2 separate regions of the Homo sapiens genome follow, and region 1 is linked to region 2. The links are chromatin loops, found by intact Hi-C in ENCODE. Cell type or tissue: HCT116. All regions are shown on one strand.

Evidence for each region. A loop is a pair of places that touch in the nucleus more often than their neighbours do. Peaks named below come from ENCODE experiments on the same cell type or tissue, not always from the same donor. Only the 100,000 strongest peaks of a DNase experiment are listed, where the experiment ranks them.
Region 1: a loop joins it to region 2, with 10 times the contacts of the local background. A loop is called at or near these places in 74 of 110 quality-filtered maps.

Annotation. Positions count from the first base shown.
Region 1 is chr20:1,211,058-1,215,057 of GRCh38, forward strand. No RefSeq gene overlaps it. Among named protein-coding and RNA genes, the nearest start is that of C20orf202, 9.6 kb to the left of the region's middle. In HCT116, a CTCF peak has its summit at 2,056 (motif pointing left); a DNase peak (open chromatin) is centred at 2,064; H3K4me3 peaks cover 766 bases.
Region 2 is chr20:816,821-820,820 of GRCh38, forward strand. No RefSeq gene overlaps it. Among named protein-coding and RNA genes, the nearest start is that of FAM110A, 15 kb to the right of the region's middle. RefSeq lists a silencer at 763-939. In HCT116, a CTCF peak has its summit at 2,329 (motif pointing right); DNase peaks (open chromatin) are centred at 1,621 and 2,351; H3K4me3 peaks cover 1,181 bases; H3K27ac peaks cover 673 bases.

The DNA of each region.
Region 1 (4,000 bases), 390 kb after region 2:
GGTTTTCTGTTCCTGTGTTAGTTTGCTGAGGATGATGGCTTCTAGCTTCATCCATGTCCCTGCAAAGAACATGATCTCATTCGATTTTATGGTTGCATAGCACTCCACTGTATATATGTACCACATTTTCTTTATTGTGCATTTGGGTTGGTTCCATTGATGTGCATTTGGGTTGGTTCCATGTCTTTGCTATTGTAAATAGTGCCGCAATGGACAGCTACCTTTTTTTTTTTGAGATGGAGTTTCGCTGTTGTTGCCCAGGCTGGTGTGCAATGGCATGATCTCAGCTCACCGCAACCTCCACCTCCCGTGTTTAAGCGATTCTCCTGCCTCTGCCTCCCAGGTAGCTGGGATTACAGGCGTGCGCCACCACACCCAGCTGATTTTGTATTTTTAGTAGAGACGGGGTTTCTCCATGTTGGTCAGACTGGTTTCGAATTCCCGACCGCAGGTGATCTGCCTGCCTTGGCCTCCCAAAGTGCTGGGATTACAGGCCTGAGCCACTGCGCCTGGCCAACAGCTACCATTTTTAAAGTCAGGATAGTTTAGTGATCGTAAGTACAGCCTGGAGCCTCACTGCCTGTGTCCAAATCCCAGCTCTACAATATACTGATTGTGTGCCCTTGGGCAAGTCATTAAACTCTCTATGCCTTGATTTTATCATCCGTAGAATGGGGATAATAGTATTGCCTATCTCCTGGGGTTTTTGTGAGGAATAAATGAGTAAATCCATGGAAAACACAACCGTGCTTGTCATCTAACAACAACTATGTGTCATGTAAACTATTCATTATCATTAGTAATCATCTGCCCTAAATACCAGCACCACACACGGCGCTGTAAAGATCTTAGTGCACTGAACACACTCAACATCTCTGCAAGGGTGATATTAAATCTCCACTTTATGGATGAAGGAACTGAAGTTTAGTGGAGCTAAGTTGCCCCCCAAAAAAGCACAATGAGTAAATGGCAGCAGTGGCATTGAATCTCAGGCCTGTCTTCTGTCTAAGCAGGGCTCTTACTATTATATGATGTTGCTCTTCTGATCAGCCACAGTGGGGGAGTGGTGCCATGAAGAGAGGAAGCAGTGATGTCAGGCTCATAGGATCCCTGCTCCCTCCTTCTGGCAGGGTCTGGGGCAAGACAGTCTCTAATGTGTGTGAAGGCAACTCTAGGACAACACCTCTGTTATCTCTCCAGTAAGTAGGCAGACACAGAATCTGGTGATCCCAGTAATGCACACCCATCCCTGCTCCCAGCATATCTTGAGGCCCAGTTCTCTCCTGTCTCTGCCACCCTGCTTTGTTTTGCCCAAACCCTCCCCAGGTCATGGGGACAGCTCCTATTTCACTGGGCTGAGGTCAGTTTCACTGGATCAAAATCAAGGTGTTGGCCAGACTGTACTCCCTGCTGACTCTAAGAGAGAATTCCTTCCTTGCCTCTTCCAGTTTCTCGTGGCTGCTGGCAGTCCTTGACTTAGGCTGCATAACTTCAGTTTCTGTCTCTGTCTTCTCATAGCCTTTTGCTCTGTGAGTGTTAAATCTCCCTCTGTCTACCTCTTATAAGGAATCACATGATTGCATTTAGGGCCCACCTGGATAACCCAGGATAATCTCCGCATGTCAAGATTCTTAACTTAATCACATCTCTAAAGACTTTCACCTGCCTTTCTTTCCATATAAGGTAACATATAAGGATTAGGATGCGGAGAGGGAATTTCCCTCTCATTCCTTCTGGAAAGCATTCTCTGGCCAATGTGCAGGGCTAAGAAGAATCTCACATAGCTGCAGATTACCTTGGTCGCTGTCAGAAGAAGAACTTATGTTTGTTGAACACCTACAATGCACAGGCATTGTAACAGACCTGACCAGTGAGTACGTGTTAATATTTCCATTCGACAGCGGAGAAAACTGTGACCCAAGGAAGCAAAAGCAGGACAGTTGCAAACAGATGAAACTGAGGGTTCAAAGTTGGGCTTCTGACAAACTTGTTTAGATTTCGTACGCGCGCCATCGAAGACTACGGTAATTACGCTGTGTGTGGCCGCCACCTAGTGTCCATACAGAGCAATCCTTCCGTGAATCAGCCCGTTCCGGGTTGCAGGACTGGCTCACTCACCATCAGCTTTCCCGTTGTGGCGCATCTTACTGGGAGGGCCATGGCCCCAGAGGCTTTCTGGCTCCAGAGATCTGCGTTTGAACTTTAGCTCTGCCGTTGACAGAGTGATCTGGGGCCTCCTTCTCTGATCCTTCACTTATCCTTAACTCTAAAGTAAAAATGACACCTCTCAGAGCTGTGGAGAGGATGTTGGAAAGTGCTTTGTAACAAACTGGGAATAACTGGAGAGAATGGAAAGAAACATTGTCTGCAGTTGACCAGGCTTGGATTCATTTTAAAAAATACTTAATGTGCACCTGCTGTGTGTCAGGCACTGTTCTGGATGTGGGAATGTCGCAACAAATAAAACAGACAAAATTTATGTTTTTGTGTAGTTAATAGTCCAGCATTCCAGTTTTTGAGTCATTCATTCATTCATTTACAATATGTTTCTGGCACTCCTGTGTGCAGCACTTTCCCAAGCAATGGGCACAGAGGGTATCTAATATGGCTGGAACCCAGGAAGCCAGGGGAACAGGATGGAGCAAGTCCAGATTTGTGGGGCCTGAAGTTTATACGATTTAGGGTATCAATCATATACCCTAAGAGAAAGAATGCAAAGTCAGAAATACAGAATTAGGCTAGAAAGAGTTTTTTCTTTTATAATGAGAGATGAAATAAACTTTAGCTGGCAAAAATCACAAAACATAAAATCTAGAAAAGTAGCACAATATTAACTGCATGATATGGCTCTATAATAATTTTTCTCTACATTTTTTTCTGTAACTTCTTTGATCATCTAGTCATGATAACAATTTTATTATTTTATTTTCTTCAAAGAGACTGTGGAAATAATTCAGTCTCTCCTCTACAAGATTAATTTTTTTTGTGTGGGTACTTTAAACAATTTAAACATTGTAAAAATGCCATGTATATTTTTAGGATTATTGTCAATTTTGGGGAAGCCTCTATGTTCCTCTTATATATAAGCTGTAAGCCTTCTTGTAAAGTGACTAATTTTAAATGGTATTTGAGTGGATGGTACATTAGCCAATTTATTGTTGCTGTCCCTATTGTAGGGGTGTATTAGGAGTTTTACATTTTCTTCCTGTATGTCAGTGTTTCATGTTAAATAATTGAGAAATTAAAACTTTCCCAATGTATTTATATGATTCACTCCTTTTAATTACTTAGATTATCAAACAATCTAAGTCTATTAATTACTTTTGTTGCCAGAAAAGGGGGTCTTGATCCAGACCCCAAGAGAGGGTTCTTGGATCTCACACGGGAAGGAATTCAAGGAGAGTCGCAGAGGGCACTGAGAAGAAGTAGTTTTAGTGAAAGCTACTCGGTTACCGAGCAGGGCATCCTCAGAAAGCAAGAGGAGAAATACCTCATCTCTAAGTTTTTCTTACAGAGGGGACTTATCTATGTAAAGGCTAAGATTTGTCTACATGCTGGTGGACTAACAGCATGACAAAATTTAGCACTTTTTGATTTAAGGAAAGTTATCCTTGGCATTTTAATGTATACATCCAACAAAATGACTACAATCAAAAATGTCCATCAAGACAACTATAATTATCTTGAAAGCACATATTGTTATGGATACTGGAACATCTGGACTTTCCGTTGTTGTAGGAGTGCGTCCTTGCAGGTATCTTTAAGTTGTTTTCTCAACTGTAAACGTCTTATGAACATGGGTCATGACTGGCAAGGAATGGGTCTTGCTTGTTTCACGATGGAGTCAATTTTAAAATGGTGTAACCCTGGCTCTCCTATGCTCCTGTTTCCCTGACACTTTGGTTTGAAATGTATCTATTTCTCTTAATGAATCACTACTTTTGTTATGATCTGCAGGCTAGTTCATCTGTAAACACCTGACATCGGGAAGGCAGAGATG
Region 2 (4,000 bases):
TGCAACCTCCGGCTCCCAGGTTCAAGCAATTCTCCTGCCTCAGCCTCCTGAGTATCTGGGATTACAGGCGTGTGACACCACACCCAGCTAATTTTTGTATTTGTGGTAGAGACGGGGTTTCACCATGTTGGTCAGGCTGGTCTCGAACTCCTGACCTCGTGATCTGCCCGCCTCAGCCTCCCATAAATTCTACATATTAGTTTGGGGAGTGTGTATTTACCACATACACATCTACAGGGAAAATCTGGAAAGGTAAATGTCGAATTGACAACAGTGGTTACTTTTGTTATTGTGTGTGTAGAGAGGGGCAGGGGACAAAAAGGAAAATGAGGAGTGATCAAAGGGGACTTTAATTTTCTTTTTTTTTTTTGAGACAGAGTCTCAGCTCACTGCAACCTCTGTCTCCCAGGTTCAAGTGATTCTCCTGCCTCAGCCTCCCAGGTAGCTGGGATTACAGGCACCCGCCACCACGCCTAGCTAATTTTTGTATTTTATTTTAGTAGAGACAGGGTTTCGGTTTCACCATGTTGGCCAGGCTGGTCTCAAACTCCTGACCTCAGGTGATCTGCCTGCTGCGGCCTCCCAAAGTGCTGGGATTACAGGCGTGAGTCACTGCACCGGGCCCCCAAAGGGGACTTTAGACTAAACTGAAACATTTTAACTTTCCAGGAATCTGTAACCCTGCTATTATATAACCACAAATTAAAAATTACTTTAAAAAATGAAAAAAAAAAAAAAAAAAAAAAGGCTGGGAGCGGTGGCTCACACCTGTAATCCCAGCACTTTGGGAGGCTGAGGCAGGAGGATCACGAGGTCAGGGGTTTGAGACCAGCCTGGCCAAAACGGTGAAACCCTGCCTCTACTAAAAAGACAAAAATTAGCAGAGTGTGGTGGCACGTGCCTGCAGTTCCAACTACTCAGGAGGCTGAGGCAGGAGAATCGCTTGAACTTGGGAGGCAGAGGTTGCAGTGAGCCTAGACTGCGCCATTGCACTCCAGCCTGGGCAACAGAGCAAGACTCCGGCTCAAAGAAAAAAAAAAAAGGAAAAGAGAAAAAAAAAGGAACAATAACAACAACAAAAATTAAATGCTATCTTGTGTTGCATCAATAGAAGTCTTACGTGCAGCTCAAGGGAGGTGACAGCCCCCTCTGCTCTGCTCAGACCACACCTGGGACCTCCTTTCCTCTTCTTGGCCCTGTCCCGTGAGAAGAATAATGACAGCCTAAGGCATGCTGGGGGTTGGAGATGGGGGGAGGCTGGGGCCATCTGCACATGATACAGATCCAGGAATAGTCCCTTTACCCAAGCGGGAGAAACTGGGCAGGTGAGCAGCTTCCAGGTGTGTGGATGGCAAATGGATGCCAGACTTTAGGATAGGAATCCAGGGGTGCAGCGGATGGAAAGTCCAGCCCAGGATGGGGCATAGTTTTCCCACCCAGCTAGGGAGGGAGGGTAGGGGCTACTCTGGGGTGTCAGGAGTGCCGAAGCCTGAGGTAGGCGCAAGCCAGGCAGCATGGCAGCATCCTTCCAGAGGGTGTTGTGCAGCTGTGGAAAACAATTGCTGGGAGGCCGGCAGGGGCAGTGGTGGAGGAGACCAGAGCTTAATTCTAGGTGAGTCACAATAGCCTCATCTGTAGAATGAGTGAGGGGTGGGGCGTAGTTTCAGATTTTTTTTTTTTTTTTGACACGTAGTTTCGCTCCTGTTGCCCAGGCTGGAGCGCAATGGCGCAATCTCGGCTCACCGCAACCTCCGCCTCCCGGGTTCAAGCGACTCTCCTGCCTCAGCCTCCTGAGTAGCTGGGATTACAGCCATGTGCCACCATGCCCGGCTAATTTTGTATTTTTAGTAGAGACGGGGTTTCTCCATGTTGGTCAGGCTGGTCTTGAACTCTTGATCCGCCCGCCTTGGCCTCCCAAAGTGCTGGGATTACAGGCGTCAGCCACCGTGCCCCACCAGTTTCTGACTGATTTTCTTTTTTTTTTTTTTTTGAGACGGAGTCCCGCTCTGTCGCCCGGGCGAAGTGCAGTGGCGCGATCTCGGCTCCCTGCAAGCTCCGCCTCCCGGGTTCACGCCATTCCCGGGCCTGGGACCACAGGCGCCGCCACCACGCCCGGCTAGTATCTTTTTTTATTTTTATTTTCAATAGAGACGGGGTTTCACCGTGTTAGCCAGGACGGTCTCGATCTCCCGACCTCGTGATCCGCCCGCCTCGGCCTCCCAAAGTGCCGGGATCACAGGCGTGAGCCACCGCGCCGGGCCCAGCTTCTGATTTTATGCAGCTGGCGGGATCTTGTTCTTGGTCCTTTAAGGCGACCGGAGGGATTGCAGTTTTAAAAACTCGCCAGCAGAGGTCGCCTTCTGACGGATTTGACCAAAAAATCCATTCCGGTGGGAAAGGGGAACCTGCGCCTGCGATTCTCTCTCTCTCCCCCTCTCTCCCTCTCTCTTTCTCTCCCCCCCTCTCTCTCTCTCCCTCCCTCCCTCTCTCCTCCTACTCCTCCCTCCCTCCCTCTCTCTGTCTCTCCCTCCCTCCCTCCCGCTCTCTCCCCCCTCCCCCTCTCCCCCTCCCTCCCTCCCTTCCTCCCTCTCTGTCTCTTTCTTTGAGACAAAGTTTCACTCTGTCACCCAGGCTGGAGTGCAGTGGCACGATCTCCACTCACTGCAACCTCTGCCTCCCGGGGTTCGTGATTCTCATGCCTCAGCCTCCCGAGTAGCTGGGATTACAGGCGCCCGCCACCACGCCCGGCTAATTTTTGTATTTTTAGTAGAGACGGGGTTTTGCCATGTTGGCCAGGCTGGTCTCAAACTCCTGACCTCAAGTGATCTGCCTGCCTCGGCCTCCCAAACTAAGATTCATTTGTTGACTAAGTGAATAAAAGGGGAGACATTGAAGAGGGGGACCCGACTGGATTTGGGGGTGAAGGTGGAGTTGAGAGTGACTTTGAGGCTTCTGCTTGAGCAATGAGTGGAGGGTGCCTCTCCTGAGCTGGGGAAACTGGGGCAGCACTGACGGAGGGGACACAGCTACAGAGGGGAGAACCCTCTCCTGCCGGGGCTGCGGGTTACAGCCTGCACTGCGATTCTCTGATCTCAGGGACCTCAGACTTCTGGGGCCCTGTCCCCTACCTCTGTGTATGACCCTAGCTGGCTGAGGGCTGAAGGCTTGCTGTTGGCTCTTTCTGCACCCTCAGCCTTCTCCTTCCTCTTCCCTCTGCAGGACTCTGTCCTGGGTCCTTAGGAAGAGTCCAGGCCCCAGGACAGGGAAGTTGGGTCAGGCCTGGACCTCACATTCCCTGCCTGTCCCATGAGGTGGACAGTGAGAGGACAAATGCCTGGACCCCTGGCCCCAAACCCAAGAGCAGATGTACCGGAGAAGAGCTTCTTAGAGCACCAGGTGCCAGGGCTGCGGTGGAGAATCAGGGGGGCCCAGGGGAAGGGGCTGCAGATGAGGGAGGAGATAGATACGGAGGGCCTGTGTGCCTCCCAGATACAGGGCTGGCTTTCCCAGCCCAGAAGGTTCTTTCTGCCTTTCCCAGTCTTCTTCCATTCTCATTTCATGTTCACACTTTTGGCCATACCCAGGGTCAGCCATGAAGATTGTTCTCAGAATGTTTTCTTTCTTCCTTCCTTTCTCTTTCTTTTCTTTCTTTCTTCCTTTCTTTCTTTCCTTTCTTTTTCTTTCTTCTCTTTCTTTTTTTCTTTTCTTCTTTCTCTCTCTTTCTTTCTCTCTCTCTCTCTCCTTCCTTCCTTCCTTCTTTTCTTTCTTTCTTCTTTCTTTTTTTGAAACAGAGTCTCACTATGTCACCCAGGCTGTAGTGCATTGGCACGATCACTGCTCACTGCAGCCTTGACCTCCTGGGCTCAAGTGATCCTCCCGCCTCAGCCTCCTGAGTAGCTGGGACCACAGGTATGCACCACCATGCCCAGCTGATTTTTTAATTTTTTGTAGAGATGGGGGTCTCACTGTGTTGCTCTGGTTGGTCTTAAACTGCTGGGCT